Linked DNA regions of Homo sapiens: region 2 is linked to region 1. A link is a loop called in an ENCODE intact Hi-C map of the cell type or tissue named here. Cell type or tissue: natural killer cell. All regions are shown on one strand. Links, peaks and the distances in the headings refer to the core of each region. The heading gives the core; the rest is flanking DNA.

The links. Hi-C counts contacts between places; a loop is a spot of excess contacts. Peaks named below come from ENCODE experiments on the same cell type or tissue, not always from the same donor. Only the 100,000 strongest peaks of a DNase experiment are listed, where the experiment ranks them.
Region 2: a loop joins it to region 1, with 7 times the contacts of the local background. A loop is called at or near these places in 3 of 110 quality-filtered maps.

Annotation. Positions count from the first base shown.
Region 1 is chr3:139,110,564-139,113,478 of GRCh38, reverse strand. The region is part of intron 2 of BPESC1 (blepharophimosis, epicanthus inversus and ptosis candidate 1); the gene reads right to left. Among named protein-coding and RNA genes, the nearest start is that of BPESC1, 7.8 kb to the right of the region's middle. In natural killer cell, for the core only: a CTCF peak has its summit at 1,430 (motif pointing left); a DNase peak (open chromatin) is centred at 1,468.
Region 2 is chr3:140,862,714-140,865,628 of GRCh38, reverse strand. No RefSeq gene overlaps it. Among named protein-coding and RNA genes, the nearest start is that of SLC25A36, 78 kb to the left of the region's middle. RefSeq lists an enhancer at 1,722-1,771. In natural killer cell, for the core only: CTCF peaks have their summits at 1,491 and 1,695 (motif pointing right); a DNase peak (open chromatin) is centred at 1,738.

The sequences.
Region 1 (2,915 bases), core at 232-2,731:
TTGACTCTCACTGCATCATGCAGTAGCAGGTGGCTAACCCCATGCACCAGGAAGGAAAGTGAAGCACAGGCACAGCCCATGACACACTTTGTGTGAGATGAGCTGGAACCTGCAGCTCCTGGCTCCAACTCCTAAGAACTCCTCTACTCAGCAGGGCTCTGCAGGTTCCCACTGGGTCCACTTGTGCAGAAGGGATTGTGAGGCCGCCCATGCCAGAGGCAGCTCCCTGCACCCTCAGGAAAGGCTTCCTTACCTCTAACCCAGACCTTCCTGGTCTGCTCAGCCTGCTTCTTTGGACTTAACTGGAGCTGCCACCCTTAACCACATCTATTCCATGTCTCTGTTCTTGTATTCTCCCAAATATCCAGAGCCCAGTTTCTTTCCTTTCTTCTCTCTTAAGATTTATTCTCCAAGCTTCAGCCTTACAAATCTGCCCTAGCCAGAATCTTCTGGGGACACAATAAAAACACAAACAGTTCTTCACTTGAGGCTTTCTCTTGGCAACCATGTGTAAAGACTCCCAAACAACAGATAAAATAAGTTAATCTGGTATTTAGGACATTGTCTGAACATGGAACTGGACCAACTGGAGAGGCAGGGTGTGTCCAGAAGGACACAGGCAGGGTGTGTCCAGAAGGTGGTCAAGAACCTGCCTTCTACTCTTCTCTCTGCTACTACCCAGGTGGGCTTGGGCAACTCATTTTGCCTATTTGTGCTTCAATGTCTCCAGTTATGAAATAAATGAGTGAGTTGGATAGAGTTGGATAATTTCTAACGTCCTAAATATCTAGGATTCTCTGACATACTGGTTCATCCTCATATATAAGTTATCACTTACATAAGGAAGAAATCTATATCATGGGTGTTACTCTTGTCCCAAGCCTCTGGCAGACATCACTGGTTGACAACAGCATTCTTTCCTTCTAAGACAGACCCAGCCTCAGAAGCTTTCTCTACAGAGCACTCCAGTAGCTACTACCAATCAACCAGTACAAATAAATACAACTATTTGTATTAGAAACATTCAAGACCCTAAAAGCTTGTCCTCATCAGGATCCTCCAATACTGCCCCACCCAGGTGTGGGGCCTGCTGGGGCTCTGCAGTGTCTCTGAGGCTGGATTTCAGGACTCACTCGTCTCCCACAGATGTCTGGACCATCAGGCAAGCTGGACCTGTCCTGGTCACTCCATAACTCCCTGGCATCTGGTGCCCACAACCCAGGACCCACAGAAGCCTTGGAAGATGTCTCAGAAGCAGAAACTTCTGTCCTAAGGAAAAATTCCAGAGAAGTGGAGGCACAAAGTGTGGGCCAGGGCATTGCCAGACCCACCCCAGGGCTGCCCAACACACACACGCACACCACACCCACGCTCTCTGTCCAGCTCAGGTATTCACGCGTGCACACACACACACACCCGGAGAAGAGCTCCGGGGTGAAAACGTCCTGCAACAGTGCCATCTAGTGGGAGCCGGGGTCTGTCCTGCCCTCACAGGTTTCCTCCGCGAGCCCCAGGGAGATGGTCTTAAGATCCAGAGATGTGAAAGTTGTGGCTGCTTCTTGTGAAGAAAAATACAAAATAAGCAATAACGGGAGACTCTGTCTACCTTGGGATGTCTCACTGCCCCCCTCAATTCGCACCTGTACACAAGGCTAACTGGCCCAACCACCACCATCCCTCTATCTACAACACATCCCCAAATCCCTGCTCTCTGCCTTCAGCCCTGTGAAATTCTGGCCCCCTGGGGTCCTGCTACAGCCCCTTCTACCCCAGCATATGGTCTCTGACTCAGTCACACATTTCCAGGAAACATGGGGAGGACTCTAGCCAGATTCTAGCTCAGCTATTCCCCAGTTTTGTAGTTTCCTACATCCGAACCTCAGTTTACTCTTCTGTGAAATGGGAGAATGTCTTTGTGACTAGGTTGCTGTGAAGATTAAACAGCCTTTTCCAGAAGGTCTCTGGCTGTGATGCCTGAAAAATCCCAGCAGCACCAAGGAGGTTCACAGCTCTAAGATGGTCAGGAAGGCTATTTGCTAGAGGCCAGGATAGTTCTCAACCCTACAGGGGATGGAAAACCCAGACAGTCCCTCTCCCTCAACACTGGGAACTCTGCCCCATCCCTCTTACATGGGTGGGGTAAGACCACATCCTTTTAAATAATTAAATACAACATAGGATCCCAAGCAGGAGAACCCCTCCTTGCCTTTTAGAGACTATGGGAAGATCTGTCAGAGCTTAATGCTTTCAGGCTGGGCGCAGTGGCTCACACCTGTAATCCCAGCACTTTGGAAGGCCAAGGCAGGAGGATCACTTTGAGCTCAGGAGCTTGAGACCAGCCTGGGCAACATGGCAAAACCTCATCTCTACAAAAAAAATTCAAGCTGGGCATGGTGATGCACACCTGTATTTCCAGCTACTTAGGAGGGTGAGGTGGGAGAATCACTTGAGCCCAGGAAGTGGAGGTTGCAGTGAGTTGAGATCGTGCCACTGCACTCCAGCCTGGGTGACAGAGTGAGATCCTATCTCAAAAAAAAAAAAGGAAAAAAAGAACTTAATGCTTTCAGGTTCAAATGTTTCCAGCCAGTGTAACAGAGCAGAAATACTATCACTGATCATGGCAGAGGACTTTAAGAGGAGGAAGAGCATTACTAATCCCTCCTCAGCAAAGGAGACTTTTCCCAGGGGTCTGGGAGACTAGCTGTACACAGAGGGCTTCTGTAAGGAAGCCAAGGGACAAGGAGGCCCTGGAAGCCAGGAGGCTGCTGTGGCTGAACAGGAGGAGATGGAACAGTGTTGCTGATTCTGCAGCCTGAGGATGATGACACCCCAGGCTCCAGAATACAGTGTCCAGCCACGCTGCCTGCTTGCAGAGGAAATGAAACCCTGCCCATTCTTCATACCTGTAGGAAGGG
Region 2 (2,915 bases), core at 231-2,730, 1.8 Mb before region 1:
GTAGGAAAAAATATAATAATCAAATTAAAAATAGACAAAATATATGAATAGACGTTTCTCAAAACAAGGCATTCAAATGGCAAAGAGGTATATGTAAAGTTGCTCAACATCGCTAATTATCAGAGAAATGCAAATCAAAACTACAATGAGATATCATCTTACCCCAGTTAAAATGGCCTTTTTCCAAAAGACCGGCAATAACACTTGCTGGTGAAGATGTGGAGAAAAGGGAACCCTTATAAACTGATGGTGGGAATGTAAATTAGTGCAGCCACTAGGGAGAACAGTTTGGAGATTCCTCAGAAAACTAAAAATAGAGCTACCATATGATCCAGCAATCCCACTGCTAGGTATATACCCAAAGGAAAGGAAATCAGTGTATCAAAGGGATATCTGCATTCTCATTTTGTTGCAGCACTATTCACAATAGCCAAGATTTGGAGGCATCCTAAGTGTCTATCAACAGATGAATGACTAAAGAAAAAGTGGTACATACACACAATGGAGTACTATTCAGCCATAAAAAAGAATAAGATCCTGTCATTAGCAACAACATGGATGGAACTAAGGTCATTATGTTAAGTGATACAAACCAGGCAAAGAAAGACAAACTTTGCATGTTCTCACTTATTTGTGGAAGCTAAAAATTAAAGCAATTGAACTCATGGAAATAGAGAGTAAAAGGTAGGTTACAAGAGGTTGAGAAGGCTAGTGGGAAGGGTAATGGGGATGGTTAATGAGTGCAAAAATATAGCTAGAATGAGTAAGATATAGTATTTAATAGCACGACGGGGTGACTACAGTCAACAATCATTTATTGGACATGTAAAAATAACTAAAAGAATATAATTAGATTGTAACACAAAAAATAAATGCCTGTATTATTTGCCTATATCAAAATATCTCATGTAACCCATGAGATACATACATACACACATATACCTGTAGTATGAACCCACACACACACAAAAGATTTCTTCAGCTTAGTTATTCATTCCCCCATCTGTCTTTTCTGCTGCTCCCTGTCTGTTTTTCTAGGATTATCAACTAGTCAGGTATCAGCAGGCTTCACAGGAGGTTTGGGAAGAGGCATGATGGAAAAACCTTTGCCCATACGGCAGCCAGGTCAAGTGTTCAGGTCATGAAACACAGAAAGGGACACCTCAGTTCCTGGGGTCTGTAAGAAAGTGGAAAAGGGAGCAGGGAGTTGTCCTGGCCTGTGGTTCATGTGTGGGGCTATGTCATTCCCTGAGGTCTCAGACCTAAAGGATTAAGTGAAGCTTTCCAGTACAGGAAGTGGAGGAGTTGCAGGAGGTGGCCATAGGTCATGTGCAAAGCCGGTTTTCCACCACCCTAACCCCAAATCCTGTTGGATTTCCACCACGTGCCAGGCTCTTTACACACTTGATGTCTTTTATTCCCCTCAACAACTGTGAGTTGAGAAAATATTATCTCACTTTATGGACGTCAAGGTAAGATAAGTGAAGTGATTTTACCAGGTAAGTAGTAGAGCTTGGTTTTGAACCCAGTAATCTCAGGTGAGGCTTTCCTCTCCTGTTATTGAATTAAATTCAAATAATATTCTTTTTATAATAAGTTTTACTCTAACTTGGTCTTTTGTAACTTCAAGGAAGTTGCCTGCAATTATTCTGTTTTTTTTTTTTTTTAAGTTTCTCTCTTTGAATATTTGATTGAACCAAATTTAAAATTTGCCAGCAGGTGGCGACACAAAACCAATAATTCAGGATACCAATCTCGGCGCTTTCCAGAGGACGGAATGGGACTTGCCACTGTGTCCTTCGCAGGTTGGGTGTCTGGCTTCATTTTGTGATTTCTGGGCTACTAGGCCCTCCACTTCTGCTCCCTGGGGGCTCATTCCGGTTTCTTAAAGTCCTCAGGACAAAGTCCCTACACCCTAGCCCTGTCTCACTTCCTGCCACTAATCTTCTCAGGTGACTTAATTCCCCTCTCCTCTCCACACTCTCCCACACACCCATTGCTTTGTCCCTGCTGGCCCCTCTGCCTGGACAACCCCTTATCCACTCCCCCATCTGGCTATTCTTTTTCATCCTTGGGGACTCAGCTAAAAGGTCACCTATGAGGAGCCCACCCTGCCACTGCCCCCCTGCCAGGCTGTGTGGGGCCCTTTCTCTGTGTGTGTCCCTGTTAGAGCACTGGTGGTCCTGGGGTCCTACTCTTTTTTGCTTGACTGCCTTCCTACTAGACATTCCCCTTGAGGGCAGGGACTGTGTCCTTTCTGTGTTAGGCCATTTTTGCATTGCTATAAAGAAATGCCTGAGGCTTGGTAATTAATTAATTAATTAATTTATTTTTAACTTTTCTTTTAAGTTCAGGGGTACATGTTACATACGTAAGTGGGTGTCATGGGGGTTTGTTGTACAGATTATTTTATCACCCATGTATTCAGCCTAGTACCCATTAGTTATTTTTCCTGATTTTCTCCCTCCTCCCACCTTCCACCTTCCGATAGGTCCCAGTGTGTGTTGTTCTCTTCTACGTGTCCAAGTTTTCTCATCATTTAGCTCCCACTTATAAGTGAGAACATGTGGTATTTTGTTTTCTCTTCCTGTGTTAGTTTTCTTAGGATAATGGCCTCCAGCTCCATCCATGTCCCTGCAAAGGACATGATCTCATTCTCTTTTACGGCTGCATAGTATTCCATGGTGTGTATGTACCACATTTTCTTTATCCAGTCTCTCATTGATGGGCATTTAGGTTGATTACATGTCTTTGTTATTGTGAATAGTCCTGCAACGAACATACACATGCATGTGTCTTTATAATAGAATGATTTATATTCCTTTGGGTATATACCCAGTAATGGCATTGTTGGGTCGAATGATATTTCTGTCTTTAGGTCTTTGAAGAATCGCCACCCTGTCTTCCACAATGTT